Regions from separate parts of the Homo sapiens genome. Here region 2 is linked to region 1. The links are chromatin loops, found by intact Hi-C in ENCODE. Cell type or tissue: ascending aorta. All regions are shown on one strand.

The links. Hi-C counts contacts between places; a loop is a spot of excess contacts. Peaks named below come from ENCODE experiments on the same cell type or tissue, not always from the same donor. Only the 100,000 strongest peaks of a DNase experiment are listed, where the experiment ranks them.
Region 2: a loop joins it to region 1, with 2.5 times the contacts of the local background. A loop is called at or near these places in 6 of 110 quality-filtered maps.

The regions. Positions count from the first base shown.
Region 1 is chr16:48,619,521-48,627,520 of GRCh38, forward strand. It overlaps LOC105371240 (a long non-coding RNA gene), which reads left to right and starts at 3,917. Exons shown (of 4, transcript NR_188470.1): 1 at 3,917-4,083. In ascending aorta, a CTCF peak has its summit at 3,880 (motif pointing left); DNase peaks (open chromatin) are centred at 3,861 and 4,341; H3K4me3 peaks cover 1,635 bases; H3K27ac peaks cover 1,202 bases.
Region 2 is chr16:48,267,935-48,275,934 of GRCh38, forward strand. LONP2 (lon peptidase 2, peroxisomal) reads left to right here. Exons shown (of 15, transcript NM_031490.5): 7 at 2,082-2,340. Among named protein-coding and RNA genes, the nearest start is that of ABCC11, 24 kb to the left of the region's middle. In ascending aorta, a CTCF peak has its summit at 3,941; a DNase peak (open chromatin) is centred at 5,104; H3K4me3 peaks cover 801 bases; H3K27ac peaks cover 3,859 bases.

The DNA.
Region 1 (8,000 bases):
GGGGAAGGCAGGCAATGAATGAATGAACAAATGAATAAATGTTACAGTGTCAGTGAGCAACTGCTGGCAATTCTTCCCTCTAACAGCCCCAAGTCTCAGGCTGGAGAGGCGCTTGGAGGTGACTCTTCACTATAAGGCCCTGTCTGACCCACCCTCTTTAATTTACAGAAGACGAAACCAGGAGCAAGAGGGGAAGTGCCTTGCCCACAGTTCCATGGTTATCTTTCCCTACAGCATAACCCAATGCAGATACCTCTTCAATCACAGGCTCACTGAGGGTGTGTCTAGGGAAGGGCCACTCTACCTCCTCTATCTTCCTTGCATTCACTTGCCTGGCCAGCTGCCCTGGGTCCTGCCTCCCTGCAGCTGCCTCCACAGCAGCAATGCACTGGGGCAGAGGCAGGAAGACCCCTCAGGAAGGAAGCGGGACAGGTGATCGGTCACCAGATATGGGAGGCCAGCCAGGTGACCTCTTGAGACCACCTGACCCTGTGATGCCATCAGCTTGGCATCAGACGTCAGGTCAGGGGTGGGGCGGGCTCACAGGAAACCAGGCCTTTTCTATTCCTTGTCTGTGTTAGGTAGTTTCCAAAGATGGTCCTCAGAAATTCCTTCCTTCCTGCATGTGCGTACTTCCCTTTAAAAATCTGGACTGGTCTTGTGACTTCATTGACTAATAGAATTCAGTGGAAGTGATGTTCCAGAACTTCCAAGATCAATGCTTAGGAAGATGAAAGCTTCTACTTCCTTTTTCTTGGAACACTTGCTGGTGAAACAGTCTTGCTTGGAACCTGGCTACCATGCCAAGAGGAAGCCCAGCCCCTTCATGTTTGAAAGAGGGGATTGAATGGAATTGCTGTGGTATGGAAGATATTCTATATAAACATATACATATATATATATACACACACACACATATATACACGTATATTCATTGCTTTTCCAAAACTCCCTGCATGCCTAATCCTGTACAAGGAACTAGGCTATGCACCAAGCACTTAGAACAGTAGGTGTTCAGCAAATACTGATTGACCGACTCTACATGAATGATCTCATTTAGCCGCAACAAACAATTCTATGAAGTAGGCGTTATGCCCATTTTACAGATTAAGAAACTGAGGCTTAGAGAGATTAATTAACTTGACTGCAGTCCCCACCACTAGGAAGGGACTGAGCCAGGACTGTCACAGCGGGTGTGCAATATTGAAGACTTCCCGGCAGAACTAGAGGGGCAGAGGCATGCCTTGGCTCCCCTTGAACTCTCCCACTCCCAAACTCATACCAGGCTAGTTTAGGGACTGCCCAGGATCAATAATTGGGATTTCTTGACTTAAAGAGCTCCAGGACAAGGTGGCACAAATGGCCTTTCCATATTCCAGGATTGCAGGACACACACAGTGGGGAGGGTGCTCCTTCTACTTGACCATGGGCTCTTGGTTCTCTGAAATAATAGGAGAGACCATTTGCACACTTTGTTACAAAACTCTTGCATACCAGACTGGGCACCACAGCAAGGCCCTATCTCTGTAAACCATAAAATAACTACCTGGGCATGGTGGTGGGTGCCTGTAGTCCCAGCTACTTGGGAGGCTGAGGTGGGAGGATCACTTGAGCCCAGGATTTCGAGGCTGCAGTGAGCCATGATCAGGCCACTGCATTCCAGCCTGGGCAACAGAGCAAGACCCTGTCTTTAAAAGAAAAAAAAAACCAACTGCATGCACTGAAAGACACGGTTGGCCAGGCAATTCCTCCCTCTAACAGCCCCAAGTCTCAGGCTGGAGAGGTGCTTGGAGACGACTCTTCACTACAAGGTCCTGTTTGACCCACCTTCTTTAATTTACAGAAGAGGAAGCCAAGAGCAAGAGGGGAAGTGCCTTGCCCACAGTCCCATGGTTATCTTTCCCTACAGCGTAACCCAGTGCAGACACCTCTTCAATCACAGGCTCACTGAAGCTGTGTCTGGGGAAGGGCCACTCCACCTCCTCTATCTTCCCTGCACTCACTTGTCTGGCCAGCTGCCCTGGGTCCTGCCTCCCTGCAGCTGCCTCCACAGCAGCAATGCACTGGGGCAGAGGGAGGAAGACCCCTCAAGAAGGTTGTGGGACAGGTGATTGGTCACCAGATATGGGAGGCCAGCCAGGTGACCTCTTGGGACTACCTGACCCTGTGATGCCATCAGCTTGGCATCAGACCTCAGGGGTGGGGTGGGCTCACAGGAAACTGGGCCTCTACCCTTCCCCTCCAGCTTACCAGTCAAAAATAACTTGCAGTTTCCGGAAGAACGTGCATCTTGCAAGAAGCCCTGGAATCTGCTGCCCGGCACAGAATGTCGGTCAGGGTTGAACCCCTCTCTCTCCGGCTTTGCTTGGCTTTCCTTTCACCACCTGTTACCTCATTTCATTCAGAATTCCTGTTGGTTTCTGCGCTGGAATCCCTGATTTTCCTCAAGTGTGGAAAACACAGCACTGATGAGATACCAGTTGCTTTTCAGCGGTAAACTGACAGACTTGTAAGAAATCATGACTGTTGTGTATTTATTTTTATAGTTCTCTTATGTTTTGGTGAGAAATACTGGGCTTCTAGTTAGTATAGCAATAAACTATTTCCCTTATATTTAGCTCTACTTATTTACTTTTTTTTTTTTAATACAGATAACTCTTGTTTGTTTATTTTAGAGACAGAGTCTTGCTCTGTCGCCCAGGCTGGAGTGCAATGGTATGATCTCGGCTCACTGCAGCCTTGAACTAACTCCTAAGCTCAAGCGATTCTCCTACCTCAGCCTCCTGAGTAGCTGGGACTACAGGTGTGCACCACTGCACCTGGCTAATTAAAAAAAAATGGGCATTTGATGTCGGTGCCTGCTTGGGTCTCTTCCAAGCATACTTTCCTTTCCTTTCTTTCCTGTTCTAAAGCCTTTTAAATAAACTTACACTCCTGCTCTGAATTTTTTCTTTTTTTTTTGAGAAATGAGGTCTTGCTATGTTGCCCAGGTTGCTCTCAAATTTCTGACCTCAAGAGATCCTCCAGCCTGGGCTTCCCAAACTGTTGGGATTGCAGGCATGAGCCACTGTACCTGGCCTACATTTAACTTTAAACAGTTGAGTTGAAGAAAAAAATAACTGAGTCATATTTCAGGTGACATGTAGGTACGTCCAAAATCATCAAGGGGATGTAAATGACTCAGAGTGGGAAATTCTCAGTTGGTGCCCCAGGACCGAGGACTCTGTCCCTGGGGTGGGGGTTGCTAGCAGCCGCAGGTCTTTGGGGAAGCCCGTGTAGGGTCTAAGACCACCGAGCTGGCGACCGAGTCCTGGCCCCTCCGCTCCTGGTGCTGCGCGGCCTTCCCTGCTCCCGGGCCAGGCTTCCCCATTTCTGCAAGGCGGAGGGTCCGCCCGCCCTTCCTGCGGAGACACTCGCTTTTTTTTTTTTAATTTTAATTTTAATTTTTATTTGACTTTAAGTTCTGGGATACATGTACAGAACGTGCAGGCTCGTTACATAGGTATACATGTGCCATGGTGGTTTGCTGCACCTATCAACCCGTCATCTAGGTTTTAAACCCCGCATGCATTAGGTACTTGTCCTAATGCTCCCCCTCCGCTTGCCCCCCACCCACCGATAGGACCCGGTGTGTGATGTTCCTCTCCCTGTGTCCAGGTGTGTTCCCATTGTTCAACTCCCACCCCTGGACACTCGCTTTTTCACCCTCCTGCCAGCTTTTCTGCTTAGACCTGGACACAGAGTGCAGCGGGAAACTTTCAGCTCTCACACATACCTATCAAGCATTTATTGAGCTCCTGTGAACACAGACACTCCTGCTCTCTCCAGGAAGCGCTCCCGGCTCAGGGCGCCTTGGGTCCGTGGCGCCACCTGCTGTTCTCGCGGCGCCAGCGCAGTCTGCGAGGCCGTCCCAGCTCTTTCCACCCGAGCGCGAGGTAGACGCCGGGGCCACCCGCAGCACGCAGAGCTTCTGGGAGCCGGTGGCAAGGCCGAATTGGGATGCAAACCAAATGGACGTGGGTGACTGGCAGAAAACGCCTCCCACAAATGGGAGGGATTTCGGAGGGAACCGAAAGAAAGTTGGTAAGCACCCACAGCCCCGAGCTTGGCTTTTGTTTTTTCTCTCTGACAAAAAAGCTTGGAAGGGCACTTCCAGGCAACCAGGGGCGACTGGGTCAGCTGCTACCCGCGCTGCTTCCTCGAATGTGGAGAGAGCAGCTGGGGAGGTGGGGGAGTGCATCAGAAGCTCAGTAAAATGCAACGGGGACTTTGCACCCTCTTTTTGCTGCTTCAAGTGGACAGAAGGTGATCAGATGTCAGAGCGGGGAGGGCGACTTCCTCCATCCCTACCCCCGCCCTCAGGTCACATGAGGGAAATTACTCCCCAAAGCTCTCTTTCTTAACACTGTCTGGTGATGACTCCAGAACTTCTCAGCATCTAGAACGACAACCTTAGCACGTCAGTCTGCCTGGGCCTGCCACCTCCGGAGGCCCAGAAGTGACACCGAAGGACACAGGGCATCTCCATCTAGCTGTTCTCAGCTTTGATGTGCCCGAATTAAAGGGGTAGGGTGGGCTGGGAGCGGTGGCTCACGCCTGTAATCCCCGCACTTTGGGAGGCCTTGGGCGGGGGGGGGGGGGGGCGCGGATCACGAGGTCAGGAGTTCGAGACCAGCCTGGCCAACATAGTGAAACCCCGTCTCTACTAAAAATACAAAAATTAGCAGGGCATGGTGGCGCGTGCCTGTAGTCCCAGCTACCCGGGAGACTGAGGAAAGAGAATCGCTTGAACCCGGGAGGCGGAGGTTGTGGTGAGCAGAGATCCGCCACTGCACTCCAGCCTGGGTGATAGAACGAGACTCGACCTCAAAAAAAAAAAAAAAAAAAAGAGGGGCAGGGTGTTAAAATACAGTAGCAGTAGCTTAGGTTCCATCCACCTCTATTAGATTCTGGCTCAGTGGGTTTGGGGTGGGACTCTTGGCATGGATATTTTTAACAGGAACCCCAGGTGTTCCTGGTGCTCCATAGGTTGAGAACTCCTGCCCTGGCTTCCAAGGCACGCGCTTTGTCCAACATTCTTCCAAGTGCAGTGCAAAATAAAGAGTCACTGTGAACTCGCAGCGCTCTTGGGCTAGATTATGTGCTCCTTGCTTTACAAGAATTCTCATTTAATGCTCCCGGGAATGCTTTGATGGACATCATTTTCATGTGCATTTTGAAGAACGGGGAAGCCTGGGTAACATGGCGAAACCTTGTCTCTACCAAAAGTACAAAAACTAGCCAGACATGGCGCATGCCTGTAGTCCCAGTTACTCGGGAGGCTGAGATGGGAAGATTGCTGGAGCCGGGGAGGTCAAGGCTGCAGTGACCCGAGATTGAGCCACTGCACTATTCAGCCTGGGCGACAGAGCAAGACCCTGTCTTGAAAAAAAAAAAAAAAAAAAAGAATGGGGAGACAAAGACTTAGAGAACTTACTTGACTTTTCCAATGCCAGTAAATGGCAGGGACAGGATTTGAATTCAGTTCAGTATGATTTCAAGGTACATGTTCCCCTTTTTTTCTCTTTCCCAGTATAACAAGTCTCCTTACTCAACTGAAATAGACATCAATGATGTATTTGGGCATAATGATTTTTTTTTTCTTCTTTTTTTTCTAATTTGACTTTAAGTTCTGGGATACATGTGCAGAACGTGAAGGTTTGTTACACAGGTATACATGTGCCATGGTGGTTTGCTGCACCTATCAACCTGTCATCTAGGTTTTAAGCCCCACATGCATTAAGTATTTGTCCTAATACTCTCCCTCCCCTTACCCCCCATCCTCTGACACGCCCCGGTGTGTGATGTTCCCCTCCCTGTGTCCATGTGTTCTCATTGTTCAACTCTCACTTATGAGTGAGAACATGCAGTGTTTGGTTTTCTGTTCCTGTGTTAGTTTGCTGAGAATGATGGTTTCCAACTTTATCCATGTCCCTACAAAGGACATGATCACACTCTTTTTTATGGCTGCATAGTATTACATGCTGTATATATGCCACGTTTTCTTTATCCAGTCTATCATTGATGGGTATTTGGGTTGGTTCCAAGTTTTTGCTATTGTAAATAGTGCTGCAATAAACGTACGTGTGCATGTGTCTTTATGACAGAATGATTTATAATCCTTTGGGTGTATACCCGGTAATGGGATTGCTGGGTCAAATGGTATTTCTGGTTCTAGATCTTTGAGGAATCGCCACACTGTCTTCCACAATGGTTGAGCTAATTTACACCGTCACCAACAGTGTAAAAGCATTCCTATTTCTCCACATCCTCTCCAGCATCTGTTGTTTCCTGACTTTTTAATGATCACCGTTCTAACTGGCGTGAGATGGTATCTCATTGTGGTTTTGATTTGCATTTCTCTAATGACCAGTGATGATGAGCTTTTTTTCATATGTTTGTTGGCCACATAAATGTCTTCTTTTGAGAAGTGTCTGTTCATATCCTTCATCCAATTTTTAATGGGGTTGTTTGTTTTTTTCTCGTAAATTTGTTTCAGTTCCTTGTAGATTATGGATATTAGACCTTTGTCAGATGGATAGATTGCAAAAATTTTCTCCCATGCTGTAGGTTACCTGTTCATTCTGATGATAGTTTCTTTTGCTGTGCAGAAGCTCTTTAGTTTAATTAGCTCCCATTTGTCAATTTTGGCTTTTGTTGCCATTGCTTTTGGTGTTTTAGTCATGAAGTCTTTGCCCATGCCTATGTCCTGAATGGTATTGCCTAGGTTTTCTTCTAGGGTTTTTATGGTTTTAGGTTTTACATGTAAGTCTTTAATCCATCTTGAGTTAATTTTTGTATAAGGTGTAAGGAAGGGGTCCAGTTTCAGTTTTCTGCATATGGCTAGCCAGCTTTCCCAGCACCATTTATTAAATAGGGAATCCTTTCCCCATTGCTTGTTTTTGTTAGGTTTGTTGAAGATTAGATGGCTGTAGATGTGTGGTGTTATTTCTGAGGCCTCTGTTCTGTTCCATTGGTCTATATATCTGTTTTGGTATCAGTAGCCTTGTAGTATAGTTTGAAGTCAGGTAGCATGAGGGCATAATGATTTTTAAATTGATTTCTTAAATAGGCAACACAGGGCTGGGCGTGGTGGCTCACGCCTGTAATCCTAGTACTTTGGGAGGCTGAGGTGGGTGGATCACAAGGTCAGGAGATCGAGACCATCCTGGCCAACATGGTGAAACCCTGTCTCGACTAAAAGTACAAAAAAAATTAGCTTGGTGTGGTGGCCAGGTGCCTATAATCCCAGCTACTCAGGAGGCTGAGGCACAAGAATCGCTTGAACCTGGGAGGTGGAGGTTGCAGTGAGCTGAAATTGTGCCACTGCACTCCGGCCTGGTGACAGAGTAAGACTCCATCTCAAAAAAAAAAAAAATTACATAAGTATTAAAATACATTCATAACAATGTGAATATACTTAACGTTACCAAACTGTACAGTTGAAAGTGGTAAAGATTATATATTTTATGTTGTGTTTTTTTATACCACAATTTTTAAAAAGGCATTCAGTGGAAGGGCGCCCACAGATGGGAGGGATTTTGGAGGGAACCGAAAGACAGTTGGTAAGCACCCACAGCCCCAAGCCTGACCTTTTTTTTCTCTCTAACATGAAAGCTTGCAAGGACACTCACCATGTGCCCTGCTTATTCAATTAATCACTTAATTGATCATGCTGTCATCTTTTTCTGCATTATAACTCCCTGAAGTAGGTGCCATTATTATTCCCTATTTTGAGATGAAGAAAATAATGCACAGAGAGGCTGAGCAACTCATCAGGGTCACACAGCTCCTGAATGGCAGATTGTGAGTCCGGGAGGTTTGGCTCCAGGCGTTGCCCTCCTTTCTACTCTCTGCTGCCTCTGTGGCCTTTTCTCTTTGTCTTGGGAAGTCAGGGAGGGAAAGCTGGGCCACGTTTACTTTAATTCAGCATAAAACAATAACAAGGCAACCAGGGGCAA
Region 2 (8,000 bases), 350 kb before region 1:
AAGAGAAGTTTACCTACCAAGTAGAGATCTCAGATAGTAACCGAAAACAAAAAGGAAAGCAGAGAGGAAAGAGTTGTAGGAAATATGTTTGCAGATTTTCCCAGCTTAGAGGAGTCAGTAGATACCATTTCAATCTTCTAATTATAAATAAGGAAATTTATATTGAAATTTGAAAAATTTTTTACATGTAATCACATGTTATTCAAAACAGGAAGCATGCTTTCTGAATCATTAAAGAGAATAATTAGAAAAATATATCCTGTATAGAAAAGATAGAAAATAATTTATACAGCATGGAAATCACCTTTACTTAAAAGATTGAAAGAACTTTTAAAATTGTCTTTACTTGGCATATTTCTTGCAAGAAATTTCTTCACAGTGTTTTCAGTCTTTTCTAAATTATCTTGACTTTTATTCTTACCTTACTGAATGTGTTAATCATGAATGGATAACGCATTATAACAAGTACCTTTTTAGGTACAAGATGATATTTTGATGGAAACTTACTCTTCTTGAACATGATGACATTGATGACCTAACACTGAACCATGTTTGCATAACTAAAATAAATCCCACTGGGACTTAGTATATTATTCTTTATAGATTTGATTTACTAGCATTTTAATATTTACAGCTATATAAAAAGATTTGTCTGAGGTTTTCTTTTATGTTTACTGTGGTAGGTTTTAGTGTCAGGGCTAGCACTGTGAAACAATTGAGAAACTCTCTATCTTTCACTTCTTCATATATTCATTGGTTGGGTTCTGGAGCCAGGAAAGGGGGAAGAAATTTTAGTTGTTCTTCTCCTACTTCACTCACCTAGGACTCTGACTAAAATCAATAGTACTATAATTAAATTATATAGTTTACTGCTTAGCTAGGTTTTTTGGGGGACTAGCTTGGGAACCAAATTACCATCTCAGGCCATTTTTTTCCTTTATGAAATATCCTTAGCAAATTCTAAATAATTAATTAAAAGATATGTATTAATTAATTAAAAGATTTCTGTGTATTTCTCTCTCCCATCTTCTTCTTTCACTGCCAGCATGATCAGGTGGCTGTGTATTATACCCTGGCAGCCACCCAGCTAGTGAATTCATTTTGGCTTCTGTTACCTGGTGTTTAATCTGAGTATTTTAAATGCTAAATCTTATTAGTAAACCTGTTGAAAGCTTGGCTCTAGAAACAAAGCCTAACTCATACACTTCTGGTGAGACTTTGATACAACTTTCTGTGTGGCAATTAGGCAATTCTTTACATCATCTGTTTTTTTTTTTTTTTTTGACCCAGCACTTCTGTTCATAGAAGATAAGCTGAAAGAAATCATTGCAGATATATGGGAAGATTTAGTTCCAGTGATGCACAGTTGAAGCATCTTTTATAAATGTAAAGATGTGTAAACAACTTGAATGCTCAGCAGTAGGGAATTAGTTAAATGAATATAGATAATTTAGTAATGGAACATTAAGTAACCATAGAATGTTACTGATAAATATATGTGTGACAGTGAAAGTTGTCTGTCATATATTAAGTGAAAAAAACATTTTACAAAACTTAAAGGCCCCATAAAATCCCATTTTGAAAAATAGGTTTGTAAATGCACGCACACAGCCTGGAATTACACATACTGAAGTAAAGGTAGTGGTGATCTCTTGGGGGCATGAGATTATGGGTAACTGTTTTCTTCTTTTCTGTTAGTGTTATCAGGTTTTCTGGAATGAACATATGTTACTACTGAAATAAGGAAAAAAATCACCCTTTTTTTTAAAAAACAAATGCCAGCACACATACAATATGTAGAAATTAAGAAGTAATGCATAACTAGAAAATCATTCCAAATAAAATGATATGAACATTGAGTTTTTAATTGTGTAGTGCCTACTATCTCTGGGGACACTAAGTCTTAAGCAGAGAAACCAAACCAAATGCAGATCTCCTAGAATCCTCATCTAGAAAGATCCAAGTCTGTTCTTATCACATCTATTTTCAAAAAAAATATTTTGCCCTCGTCATGCTTGAAAGGAGTTCTTTAACTTAAAAATTTTATGTGTTCTAATTATTTCTGTTGGGTTATTTGACAGACCGCCTGGACATTAGGGCAGCCCGGATTCTTCTGGATAATGACCATTACGCCATGGAAAAATTGAAGAAAAGAGTACTGGAATACTTGGCTGTCAGACAGCTCAAAAATAACCTGAAGGGCCCAATCCTATGCTTTGTTGGCCCTCCTGGAGTTGGTAAAACAAGTGTGGGAAGATCAGTGGCCAAGACTCTAGGTCGAGAGTTCCACAGGATTGCACTTGGAGGAGTATGTGATCAGTCTGACATTCGAGGACACAGGTAGAACACTTCTCTCAGTTTAATCTCTGATTCCTCTTTCTTTTTAATTGACTAGAGCTCCCTAAAAGCTTAGGCATAGCATACATCTATTTTCCTTAAAGGGCTATGTGTGGTACCTTGAATGAAAAGGACATTTACAAGAAGTATCAGCTAGCCTAGAGCCTCTAAGCGTAATGATAAACCCAAACTAACCTTGATTTGTATGACAGTGGATACTACTCTGTGCCTCAACTTTCCTGGAATCTCATTTGAATGTAATTATAAGTTATTTATGATTGGATATTATTATGTCTTTACACTCTTTTCAACCCAGTAGCATGCCATAAATAATGATCCCTAACTCTCAGAGTTAAAAAAAGTAACTGCAATAGGGAGGGCCAATAGGAGGAGGTGAGAAGTCTTTGATAACAAACTTGTTCTGATTGCAGTCTAAACTTCCTCTTATGAAGGTTGGTTTGTATTATGAATATGAGTAATAAGGATAAATGTTAGCATAATTATTAAGGCTTATTCTTGCATTTTGGACTCACTTTCTATAAAAAAACAATAAACTGTAAGAACTGTCCCTCTAGGCTGGGCACAGTGGCTCATGCCTGTAATCCTAACACTTTGGGAGGCTGAGGTGGGTGGATTGTTTGAGCCTAACAGTTTGAGACCAGCCGGGGCAACATAGGGAAACACTTTTGTCTCTACAAAATTTATATTTAAATTTTTTAATTTTAAATTTTAATTTTTGTCTCCACAAAAATTAAAAAATTATGCAGGCACAGTGGCATGCACCTGTGGTCCCAGCTACTCAGGAGGCTGAGATGGGAGAATCATTTAGGCCTGGGAAGGTCCAGGCTGCAGTAAGCCATGATTGTCCCACTGCACGCCAGCCTGGAGACAGAGACATTATCTCAAACAAACAAACAAACAAACAACAACAAAACTGTTTCTGATTAATCTGACATTATTAGAATCAGATTTGCATGTTGCATTCATTGTTCTCACTGGTCTCTTTGTTGATCTGATGGAAATTGCCTTGGGAAAGCATGAATTTACATTTCGTGGTTTAAGGGATTCATAGCAATTGTAAGTTGTGAGAAAACATACCTATAGTGTATGTGTTAAAGAACATGTTTAAATGTAGGAACCATGAACTGCTTATAAAAGAATATGATGCTTTTTTAATATCTTGTTTTCTATGTGCCTTATTCAAAGGGATCCCTATCCATAGACAGGGATGGGAAACTGTTTCAGAAACTTTTCTATAAGAAATGGTTATTTTTATTCTCTTTTATTTGCTCACTTAAAATTCTTACGCATTTAAAAAGTATCATTACTGGCCTTGTGTAGTAGCTCATGCCTGTAATCCCAGCACTTTGGGAGGCCAAGGCAGGCAGTTGCTTGAGCTCAGGAGTTCAAGAACAGCCTGGGCAACTTGGTGACACCCCATCTCTAAAAAAATAATAATAATAAATTTTAAAAAAGACTCATCACAAGATTTTAGTAAATAAACAATGAGGCGTGCAGATCAGAGTAGAGAATTGATTTGGGTGATTTCTTCTGGCAATTTCAAAAGATATTTTTGTTGCCTAGACTTCTTATTCTTGCATGTACCACTAGAGGCTATAGTTTGCTTTCGTAAAGGAATTGGCATTTCTCTTGGACCAAACTCAAAGAAGCTGCGTCTAGGGCCTAAATCTTCTAATTTTAGCTACAGAGTAAGTATTTGATGGCATTTAGAGAGTGAGTTCGTGGAATTAATGCTATGTGAAATTGACATCATAAGCACGTGACATGTAGGTAATTTGTTCTTATTTCTTTTCACATTGGTATTGATTATTTGATAAGGCTTGGAAAGCACTTATTCAATACCTGACACACAGTGAGCATTCACTAAAAATTAGCTTTAACCATTATTTAAATTCTATTAATAAATTCTCAGGAGGACAAATTTAGATTTACAAGCTTCAGTATGAGTTTTTATAAATTTCAATCTGATTTTTTAATTGCCTTCTAAAATATTTATCCTATTCTCAGCATTATTACTTAATTTATACGGCAGAATTATGGGAAAATGCATTTTTCTGTTGCCTACTAATGGACAGTGTATAGTGTCATGGTTCTCACCACTTACAAACATCACTGGATTAAAATAAATCTCTATTTTAAATCCTTACTGACATATAAAATTTGTTCTTTTTTTCAAGTGAATATGCTTTTGTGTATGTGACTGTATTAAGAAAATTGAGTCTGAAGAAAATAAGAATTGACTTTATGGGTCTTTTGTAAAAGGAGGTTGTGTTACAATCACCATTGCCTAAAATATTTGTAAATATAACCTTTTTAGAAACGTATATATGGAGGCTGTGATTGTTGCCGAGTAAAAAGTATAAGGATTTGTTTTGTGAATCATTCTATTCAGCCTGATTTTAGATACACCTTGCTGGTAAGTGTTACTTAGCCATCAGTGTACCAGATGTTTGATTAACTACTATAGCAACCTGCCCTTGTGCTGTTGGGGACATATTACCCATCTACCCCGTGAATTATTAAAGCCTGGTGAAAAATTTTATTTCAAACCCTGTTTGGAAGCACGTGGAGAGTAGTGGGGTTCAGTTGTTGAGGAAAGGGTGAGGGCAGAGCATGCACTTAGGTCAGTTATGAATTGAAGGTGAATAGGAGGAGGAGAGAAAGAACAACCGACAATTCCAGCACAACCATGGGTGTGCCTGGGGGAACATGTGGTTCCATGTGACAGTTGAGGCATTTGGGAGACAACCCAGGTCTTGACGTTTGAGTACCGGTCACATGCTCACAGTTAGAGTTCATGAAAAGTTTTGTTTTTCCTCAGCCTTTGAGTAGGCACCACTGTTCCGCAGCCTTAGAATAGCCAAGGAAAAAGAAAGCCAGGGAAAAAGAAAGCTGCTTTGTTATTGTCCTTGCTTATCCTCTCGATTTTGCCACTCACTCTCCCTGTTTTCCCATGTGTGGAACACTTTCCTTTTGCTAAAAGTACCTGCGTATGAGAAGAAGGATGCCGATAAGTTGGGGATTGATTTTAAAAACAAGCAAAGATATGTTTTTTATGGTTAAATGATAATGAGGTGGGAGATGGGGAAGCAAAAGAGAGGCTTGCCTTAATATTTAATCTTAAACTTGGAAAATAATAGTGATCTGACTAAACATTGCCTCATTTTTGTCTGTATTGTTTTGAGTAGCTTAAAGGAAGAATAATGTTTATGCTACGTATTAACTCATTCAGTTTTTCAGTCTTTTCGATATTTCTCATTTGGATTTATCTCCATTGTGATTTTTCTGTCCACTTTGTAAGCCACAAAATACTCATTCCCTTCTATCAGTTTTAACAACTTAAATTTTTATATTTAAGTATTACATTTAAATAATTTAAGTCAATTCACACAAATATAAGGTAACTAACTTCTTTTAAGATGAAGTTTTATGAAATAATGTTTGCATAATTGTTTTTCATTTGTTCTTTGGTAAAAAGAAATAATATATTATTGTTATGATATATCTTAAATCACTGTGGATATTAACTCCTAGAAATACTTTACCAGCTGTTTACTTAGATAATAAAATTATATTATTGCAAGAAATCCTTGTCTCAACTTTCAAACAAGATGAGAAGAAAAATGAACTTGTGATTTCCACATTGATACATTTTCATATGCAACCTGAAATGGTAAAGTTATAAATAAACTATTTCATTATTAGTTTCTACAAGGGAAAAATAACTGAAGCAGCAAGCTTCTAATGTATTTTTTTAGCATAGTGTACCAGATATATTATGGTTTGCCCACTATCCTTTCAACTTACATTTGCATGTAGCTCTTCTTTGCCTCTCCAAAACTTAGGTTTATTTTAAGGCCTCAACCCAAGGCTTCCTCCATTAATGTAAGTGCAGTCAGTTATGATTTCACTCTTCTCTAAACTGACCACCTATTGTGCTCCTTTATCGAATACGGGCCTCTGGCATTTCTACCATACAACTGTGGAGATGAAACATAAATACGTTTATAAAAAGTACAAGCTTTCTCAGGCAGGGGATTTATCGTCTATCTCCTTTATGTACCCCATGATGCTTATTTAACATGGTGCTAAATGTGGTGAGCGCTCTCTGGGTGTTTTGTGAATTCATGTAAGATTAAAACATAATATTTTGGAAGTTATGCAACCCTTTAGACGAGTACACCCATACAAATTAGTCTATAAAAAGATTTAGGAATGACTACCAGAAGAATAATTGCATTTGTTTAGACATGCTATTATACATTAAAATCCCAGTTTCTTAAAGACTGTTTTTCTTTTTGAGATCATTAGGATCTTTTTTAAACTGATTCCTTTTTCCAGTTTGAGATACACACACACACCCACACACCCACCCACACCCACACCCACACATCCACACACCCTTGGTAGAAAATGTGAAAAATAAGGGGAAAAAATCCTCATGTTTTTCTACCGTACAAAGATAATCACTGTTAACATTTGTTTTGTTCTGCCAGACTTATCATTGGATTTTAAGTAACAGAATTGTAATCCTGTCATTTTCACTTAACATTGTAACACTTAAACTCTTTTCTATTCCAAATTCTTTGTAAATTTTATTTTAACAGTTTGCATTATAGCCTGCGGGAGCCGAGCCCTTTAATTGAATAGGTAGGAAGAGTGGATGGTGAAATGCCTATATTTTTCTCTCTTGTCTGCTATAAAAGACATTTGCAAAAGTTGCTTCCATGAGGCAGAAATTGAAATGGGACTCAAATTCAGGTGTACTGAATTCTGCTCTTGTGCTTTTTCCAGGAAACCAGAAGTAAACTTTAAGTAGCTGTTGCTAATAATGATGAGCATCACTGGAAAGCTCACTGTGTGCCAGGGACCGTGCTGTGTGCTTTGCCTGTGTTCTCTCATGATCCTTATATTAATATAACCCACCAGGTTGACACTATTTTCCCCATCTTATAGGTGAGGAAACTGAGGCTTAGGTCAAGTAATTTGCCCAAAATAGTATTCAGAGGCTTGTACTGTGTTACCTTTAGAGTGCTGATGGAAAGATGCTTTGAGTGCTGGCACGGTGGATCTGGTGGGGAACAATCTTACAGCTCTATATCTAGCCTCTACTCTGTGGTAAGACCCCGTCTCTGTCATAAAAGTGCTCACTGGCTCTATAGAGGAGGTTATTATACCCATGAATAAAAACTAGGTTGTAAGTAACCATCAGATGAGTTATGGGGCCAGTAAGTGCTGTAGACATTGCATTATTAGAGCGATCCCTTTGTGAGAGGTAGTCAGAAAAAGTTTCTTAGAATTGTTGGGATTTACGTAGCAGGAAGAGGAGTATTAAGGGCAGGAAGGCACCATATTTTTAAGAAAGGTAAAAATTTTTAAGGGGCGTAATAGTATCTTGATTGTGGTTGAAGCAAGAAAGTAATGGCAGCAAGTTGGGAAGATGAATGGGAGCTGGATTGTGAAAAGCCTCGAACTCCAGACAAAGGAATTTGAACCTTATTCTGTAGGCTCTGGGAAGCAATGGAAAGTGTAAGAGGAATTGCTTATATACAGTGTGAGTAGAATCTAGGATTCCAATTTTTTTAGAAAGGGTGCCTACCTAGAATATTATTTTCTCTCTGTGACTTCAGGTGTAGAATTGT